2 separate regions of the Homo sapiens genome follow, and region 2 is linked to region 1. A link is a contact called in ENCODE Hi-C or POLR2A ChIA-PET data. All regions are on one chromosome and are shown on one strand. The core of a region is the stretch at or near the end of the contact, and the rest is flanking DNA. Distances in the headings are between cores, read along the strand shown. Region 1 has its middle 48 kb from the start of MIR4522. Region 2 overlaps KSR1 (kinase suppressor of ras 1).

Region 1 (4,058 bases), core at 473-2,972:
TTGAATGGGCTTGTTCTATAAACCACCCACCTGCCATAAGTAAAAGGGACACCTTTCATAAGTGGTATCAAGACAGAATTCCTAACCCCCAGTCCCCAGGTATAGTTCGAATGCACATTATTGTAATCCCTCTATTGCAAAGTCCTGGTTCTTGGACTTTTAAAGCTGGGACATAGCTGAGTCTGGGGCTGGAAACCAGGACTGGCAGGTGCAATAAAAGTAATAGTCCATCAAGCTTTGTTGCTTGAACTATGGTTACCATAAGTAATTACAGGAAAAATAAACAAAAACACTCCATGAAGCTGAAGTAGTAAAATGAGACTCCAGCTTCGAGAACAGACACGGTATTAAAATTGGGGCATCTTTGGGTCTGGCATCTCCACCCAGGCCATTTGACATGTGAGAAAATCTCGAGAGGTGAAGTGACTTGCCTGAGGTCACTGGGTTGATTTTGACAAAATGAAGATCAATATGCCTGTTTCCTATTCTGAGTTAGTCACTGTCCACAGCACCGCCTTCCCCACCACCAAGGGGAAGAGAGGCTGCAGGACAAGGTGAGCGCACCCATGTCCTTCCTGAGATGAGGCCTGTGCACTCTTGAAGTATTCTCTGACTTCAAGGGAGAACCAGTGGGAACGTCAGGCTTGGAAGACCAAGTCAGGGACTCAATTACGGCCTCACTGTCATTGTTTCTAGCTACAAACTATAAACACCGACTGCCTGAATGGAGAAGAAAATGTATCAGAAGGTAAACAGGCAGCTCACAGAACCACCACAAGACCCTAAAACTAGGTTTAAAGCTGCACAGTCAGGGACAACACCCCCCGACGGAACCCAAACCCTATGTGCCGAGAAACCTCGATGTGTCCCCAGCCGGCTCAGCGGCCCCTGCTGTGCCAGGAATTCAGATGTGCTGCACTGCCGACCATCCACAGTGGACATTCTCGGGAGTCCTGGCCTCCCTCAGAACCCCCACGCTCCCCTAAGGTCTGGCACAGGCCCCTCTGGTTGGCCAGCCCTCGTCACATGCGCTGGCTGTAGTTGCAAAAGGGAGGCTGAGAAAGGGGAAACGGAACATTTCCGTTTCTCTAGTAGAAGGTGAGGACCTCCTCCCGATCCAATCATAAAGTAGGAGTCCCCCAAACATGAGAAAGGAGTTCAAATGCCCAGTGGCTCCAAAAAGAAGATAAATGTCCTCCACCTGTTGGAAGTGGGGCATAAAGAAGATGGATGAGTCCTAGAGGAGGAAGGGAGAGGAGACCCTCCACAGAGCAGGGGCAGCTGAGTCTGTTAAGTGAAATTTGACTTAGTGGTGCAGGAACATGACGCATGAGGCATAACTCCACTATCCCAATAGCACAGGGCTAGGGTTGCCAGATGAAAGTCACATGCTTGGGGAATTGCAACACAGGAAGAGAAATTGAGCAATGAAGAGAAATTGAGAAATGAAGTCTCCGTACATTAAAGAGGAAGGGAAGGCTAATCTCTTCCTACCCTGGTTAAGAAAGAATTTGAATGGAGAAGAGGAGGAAAGGAGGCTGATTTGCATTAAGCACCTACTATTTTTGAGCACCAGGCCCTGAAATGTGGCTGGCGTGATCTCCTTTAATGTGGAGAAACAGAAACAGTACAATCTTGATAATTTGGGGATTTGGGAAAAGACTCCTTTCCCGTATGTTTCTTCCGTTAGTGTTACAGCCTCCTGGCCTCTCCCCTTCCTGCAAGCCCCTCCTGGAAAGAGGAGGTGATTGTGAGCTGCAGAGGGCAGTGTAAGCCTGGCTCTGCCTGCCTCCTGCTTTCCCTTGGGTGGGGCCTCCCATCGGCAGCTGGCGAGCACAGCTGTCATGCAGCCAGCCCTGCAGTGAGGCCCGCATGTCTGAGTCCTGCCTATGACCAGGCAGGTGGGTCTAATTCTGGGTATGACATTAGGATGTTGGTTGTTGCCTGGTTCATCTAAGCCACACCCTCAATCCGGGCCTTTATCAGCAATGAGGGTGATACTGCAATCCATACCTATCTTACTCCTTTATGTCTCAATAGTTTAGAACTCACACTGAGGAAAAGGGATGCTCCTTACCAATCCCCCTTCTCAAATCTCACCAGTAATTTCTGATAGGATTAGCACAGCATTTGACAAATATTAAAGGATTCAATTTTTAATCATCCTAGGAAGCAGGGCTCTTAACTTGAGATTTGGGGATGGACTTCAGAGCATGGGACATTCATTTATTCATTATTTTTCTTTTCTTTTCTTTTCTTTTTTGAGACAGGGTCTTGCTCTGTTGCCCAGTCTGGAGTGCAGCAATGCAATGACAGCTCACTGCAGTGTTGACCTCTTGGGCTAAATTGATCCTCCCACCTCAGCCTCCTGAGTAGCTGGGACCACAGACATGCCACCATACTCACCCCCTCTACCATAAAGTCTGAGGGAAAATTACTTTCTCTCCAAGACATTCTTGCAGCTGAAAATGTTACATAACATAGTTGGCCAATGAAGTATAAGCCAAAGAATTCTGGGAGCTTCTGGAAAAATTTTGCTTCCTTGATTGGAGCTGTGATTCTTTTTTTTTTTTTTTTTTTTTTTTTTTTGAGACAGAGTTTTGCTCTATTGCCCAGGCTGCAGCGTCAGCTCACTGCAACCTCTGCCTCCCAGGTTCAAGGTATTCTCCCACCTCAGCCTCCTGAGTAGCTGGGATTACAGGTGCCCACCACCATACCCAGCTAATTTTTTGTATTTTTAGTAGAGACAATCTTTCACCATGTTGGCCAGGCTGGTCTCAAACTGCTGACCTCAGGTGATCCACCCACCTCAGCCTCCCAAAGTGCTGGGACCAGCCACTGTGCCTGGCCAATGTCATTAATTTCTTATGTGTCCTTTCAGAGATACTTTATTTGGACACAAGCAATTACAAATACAGTTGACCCTCTGTATCCACAGCCTCTGTATCTGCAAGTTCTGTGTTCATGGATTCACTCAATTGCAGATCAAAACATATTGAAAAAAACAATAAAAATAGTAGTACAATAGTAAAAAATACAAATACAAATAAATAATACAAATAAAAATAAAAATAGTAAAAAATAATACAAATAAAAATATCATAAGTAATCTAGAAATGATTTAAAGTATACAGTAGGATGTGCAAATACTATGCCATTTTATATAAGGGACTTGAGCATCTTTAGATACTGGTATCTGCAGGGGTCCTGGAACTAATGCCCTGTGAATATGGAGGGATGATGACTGTATATGTATCTTTTGCCTCCTTTTAGACAAATAGTAGAATACTATACACACTGTTCTGCATCTTGCTTTTTTTCACTTAAAAACACATCTTGGTGACAATTCCATATCAGTACTTAAAGCATGCCAAACTCTTTTTAGCATCAGCATACTATTCCACTGTGTGACTGGAGCATAATTAATTTAACCAATTCCCTACCATGGGATGTATATGTTATTTGGAATCTTTTTTAAAGGATAGAATCCAGCTCAAGAACTTCTAGCCATGCAAGTGACTCAAAGCTTTAATGCAGAGTAACTTTAGGCAAGTTGCTTAACCTCTCTGAGGTTAAGTGTTTCTTATCTTCCTTCCCACCACAATGGCTCCCCAGAGCCCATCACTGCCCTGGGGAAGTGCTTTTATATTTCCAGCCCCACACAGTAGCATCCACCTTCATCTGGGGAGTGGGGGTCGAGGAGGCAGGAATAGGAGGTTTCAACCAGAGGACAGGTCCCCAGTGTCTTGGCCAAGGGAGCCTGGTGGGGGGCTCTCTCTGGCTGCTTCTCACGCCCTTATGTTGTCACCCTCTGAAATATGCTGTTTGCCTTCCCTGACGCTGACCTAGTTGGCAAGGACTGCAGAACAATGTCAGGCCCAGGGCCTGGTGCATCCTGGGGATGTCACCGCAGAGCAAACATGAGTTTGCTGGCTGGGTGTCAACAGGAAGATACATTAAGGGCAAATAGGAGCGAGATCCCTGGCATGGAAACAAGAAGAAGGCTGGCTGCTGGCTCTGTGTGGGAGTTTGTTTATTTATTCTATAAAACAGCTTTA
Region 2 (4,047 bases), core at 654-3,153, 290 kb after region 1:
ATGTTTTTGTAAACCTGCTCAGTGGCTCTGTCATAGTTTAGTAAGTGGTTTTACCATCACCTCCTTAGCTGTGCTTCCATTGTTGGGGCTTTGGGTTGTTTGCACTGTGTCCCTCTTGTAAACAATGTCGGGATGGACAAGTTTGTGCTGGGCGTTTCCTTGTCCCTTTGGCTGGTTACCTCAGGCAGACTGGCCCATACCAGCCCTTCCCCGCTTCATTCTCCTCCCTTGGGGCCAGTGCCCTATTCGCCTCTCGGTTTGTGTTTCTCAGTCTCCATGTGTAGCAATATGTTGAGAAACAGCTTCCTTTTTCAGGAAGAAAGCTCAAGATGTTGAACCTCGAGGAGGCTGTGCACAAAGGTGCAGAGTCCTGCCTGCTGGGTCATGGCCTTGGCACTGCAGGGCGGCCCCCTTCTGCCTCACAGGCCCAGGGTTACAGAAGGTGCAGGTGACGGGGAGGCCACGCCTTTGAAGGGGCTGCCTGGCAAACCTTTTCCCCTGACAGTAAGCTGAGGGGGTGGCCCTGGTCACATGTTGCAGGTCTCTGGAGGGGGTGTAGTGAATACCTGAGTCCATTTTCTGCCTGGTCCCACACTCGGATCCGTCATGGAAGATCTGGCCCCTGTGTTCTGTGGGCGAGTGCTTGGGGGAGAACCCCTCCTGTGGGGCTGCTGAGATGTGTGCTGTGCTGGAGGTGGCTTCAGCCCTGCTCCTCTGAGCAGCTGCTTGGGGCATGCTGTTGAGCTCCAGAGAGCACTTCAGCATATAGCCAGCAGCGCCCTGAGGAGCTGCAGTGACAAAGGCCACTGTGGCACTCAAGGCTCAGGTTTGGATGGTGGAGTAACATTGCCTAGGTTCACCTCCCACCCTGGACAGTTACTTTATCTCTCTTTCATCTCCACTTGGGGATAGTAATAACACCCACCTCCCCAGATGAAATGAGTTAGCATTTTATACACTTCTCAAAACAGTCCCTGTTTGTTAAATAAAAATAGGGAACCAGCGTTACCAGCTAGACCACTCGCTCACAGCAGGTTGAACCCAGGACTTCTGCCATCCAGTATGGGGGAAAGAGTGCTGGACAGAACCAGGAGACCGTCCTGGCACTGCCTTCTACTTTGTGTGAGTTTGACTAAGTCGTTGTCCCTCTCTGGGCCTCAGTTTCCTCATCAGTTTTTCATCTATTTCTGTGAGATGACCTTAGGCCCTTCTTGTCTTAGAACATCCAAGGATTTTGTAATTTAAAGGCATTTCAGACATCTGAAGATGGGTCTGGTCCTGCTAATAATCCTCACTGGTTGACGTGGTCCTTAGATGGGGCCAATTGCAAAGGTCAGAGGGCAGGAGATGCAGAGCCCTGTGGGGTTTGCCCGGTTTTTCTCAGTGCGGGTGAGCTATCCTCCACCTGGAGGGTTATGGTAGCTGGGTCACCTGGGAACAGGCCGTGGGAGAACTGGCCTCCTTGGGAATGTGTTGTCCTGCGCGGCAGAGCACTTTCAGGTACGGGCTGCTCTGTGAGGCCACCCTGTGCTCCAGCCCGCAGCACTTGAGACTGACTTGCCCTGAGGTTTGTGTGAGCGAAATCGGGTCTTATGCAACAGTGAGTGCGTGCATCTCCGCTTCGAGCTGTTACATCAGAAAGCTAAACACAGAGAGCCCTTGCAACTGGAGAACTAGCAGGAGGCCCTCGCTCTGGTTCTTTGTCAGCGGGTGGGACGGGGTAGGATGTGGCTTACAGGCAGCTGTGGAGGAGAGGACTGTGCTAGGAAAGAGGTTGGAGCTGGTGGACTCTCTCCCAGGCGCTGCTTTTCCAACAGGCTTTCTGGAAGGTTCTGGCCTCCTTCTGATCAGGTGGCAGAGCATCCCTGGGGCTCCTCACCAGTATTCGTGTGCTCTGGGTCAGTGATGTCTCCATCTGCATCACTGCTGGTGGAGCACAGTGGGAAAGGTCAGCCTTCAAACTGTGGAAGGTCAGACCCAGCGCCTCAAGCCTGGAGGGGCAGCGTGGGGCATCAGCCTCTTATGAGTTTAAGTTGGCTCTGACACATACCAGCTGGGTGACGTTGGGTTGGCTTCCTGACCCTCTGAGTCCTTTTTTATAAATGAGAACATTTGTACCAAGATGCCCAGCATTGGCCTGATGGACAGTAGGCACCCCAAAAGTCTCAGTCATTTAAGGAAGTAATGTAGCCCATGGTTAAGAGCATGGGCTGAGCAGCTGAACTTCCTGGGTTCAGTTTCTTGCTCTGCCACTTACTAGCCGCATGACATGGGACTGTTCCTCATCCTCAGTTTACGCCTCTGTACAATGGGGATAGTTGTGATAGGGCGTCTCTCACAGGTTTGTTGCAAGGATTAAGTGAGTTAATTCAGTTGTCCCTTGGTATCCATGGGGGAGTGGTCCCAGGAACCCCTGAGGATACCAAAATCCACAGATTCTCAAGCCCCCTTAGTACAGATGCAGATGCAACCATTCTTTTTTTTTTTTTTAAGATGGAGTATCACTCTGTCACCAGGCTGGAGTGCAGTGGCATAATCTTGGCTCACTGCAACCTCTGCCTCCCGGGTTCATGCAATTCTCCTGCCTCAGCCTCCCGAGTAGCTGGGACTACAGATGCACACCACCATGCCCAGCTAATTGTTGTATTTTTAGTAGAGACAGGGTTTCACCATGTTGGCCAGAATGGTCTCGATCTCTTGACCTTGTGGTCTGCCCGCCTCGGCCTCCCAAAGTGTTGGGATTACAGGTGTGAGCCCCCGCACCCAGCCGCAACCATTCATTTTTTTAAAAAGATTTCTGATCTGCCGTTGAATCTATGGATGCAGAACCCACAGATCCTAAGGGCTGTCTGTACGCATAAAGCACTTAAAGCAGTGTCTAGCGCATAATAGTCACCCTTGTTGGAGTTAGCTGTCATTGTCTAATTTCTTCAATAAGGGTGGTCAGTTGATTTCTTGAGAGCTTGGCAGCATACCGCCTCTCTTTATTTTGAGATGCATCCCCACCCTGTTCAGCTAGAGCTTGTCCAAGGTGACAGGTGCGTGTGCGCACGTGTGTGTGTGTCTTTTTCAGCCATGTCACCACTATCCAGGTCTGGAGAGTAGCTCCCCTTGCAGCCTGGGGGCCAGGCCTCTCCTCGGCTTGCTTCTTCAGGCTGTGTGCATCTTGTTACCCATCCTGGTTTGCCTCCCTCTTCTGCACAGACTGTGCTCAGAGGTTCGTGTTGCACAGTTTGGCTCGGGTGTGCCCAGCTCTTGACCTGAGAATAAAGTAAGGGCCAGGAAAGCCATCCTTTCAGTGTGAGTGTGTTCCAGCCACGCCTGGCCTTGTCTACGTTTGCCCATTTTCAAGGAATACACCAGGGTAGCTTGGGACATGCCATGTAGATGGAGTCATCCAGGAATGTGTTTAAGAATCTTAAAGCAATAAACAAGTCAGACTAACTGCTTTCAAAGAGTACAAGAGACTGGAATTTTCATGATAGAGATGGCTGACAATGAGTGTTAATCTATTATAGCAGGCCTGATGTCTTCAGCAATAGACATCCCCCTCTTCCCCCATTTTGCAGATAAGGAAACTGAGGCAGAGGGTGGTTAAGTAATCTGAGTTAAAGCAGCTAGTCAGTGGCCGAGCTGGGATTTGAACCCGGGTCTGTTGGCCTCTAGGCCCCAGCACCTGACTATCCATCACTATACTGCCCCTGGCTGGCATTCCTGGGATTATACAGCAGCGGCATCCTGTTGCCTGAGCCCTTTCTCATCCCCCGCTAATGATAGTGCTAGTAATGTGAGTCCAGTTACAGCTGTGTTGCCTGAGGTGCACAGGGCCTAGGGGGATAACTGCGTTGTCTTTAGCCATTGCTTGTTAGAGAAGGTGGTCTTGCCTTCTTTCTCCCTCCCAGAGCTGATGTCACCTAAACCCTGCTGCAATATTATTCCTGGGTTTCAGGTCTGATTTTTATGTCCCCTACATCCCATATCTCCTTCCTCTGACCAGACAAAATGGTCCCTCAGGAAAAGAGCTTTGAAGATTATTTAGTGGAGATG

What was found. A loop is a pair of places that touch in the nucleus more often than their neighbours do. ChIA-PET counts read pairs that join two places held with the same protein, here RNA polymerase II (POLR2A). Pooled maps may share reads with other maps.
Region 2: a pooled map shows a loop between it and region 1 (3-fold over the local background). The contact joins two enhancer-like sites. A Hi-C loop is called at or near these places in 6 of 37 single-sample maps with no recorded cell type and 7 of 50 pooled maps. POLR2A ChIA-PET finds 5 or more read pairs at or near these places in 1 of 52 experiments (activated CD4-positive, alpha-beta T cell).

The regions. Positions count from the first base shown.
Region 1 is chr17:27,243,674-27,247,731 of GRCh38, forward strand. No RefSeq gene overlaps it. Among named protein-coding and RNA genes, the nearest start is that of MIR4522, 48 kb to the right of the region's middle. Within about 2 kb of position 1,723, at least 33 of the 41 ENCODE cell types and tissues checked have a DNase peak (open chromatin) inside an H3K27ac peak, as active enhancers do.
Region 2 is chr17:27,530,913-27,534,959 of GRCh38, forward strand. The region is part of intron 1 of KSR1 (kinase suppressor of ras 1); the gene reads left to right. Among named protein-coding and RNA genes, the nearest start is that of KSR1, 76 kb to the left of the region's middle. RefSeq lists a silencer at 1,979-2,164. Within about 2 kb of position 1,904, at least 16 of the 41 ENCODE cell types and tissues checked have a DNase peak (open chromatin) inside an H3K27ac peak, as active enhancers do.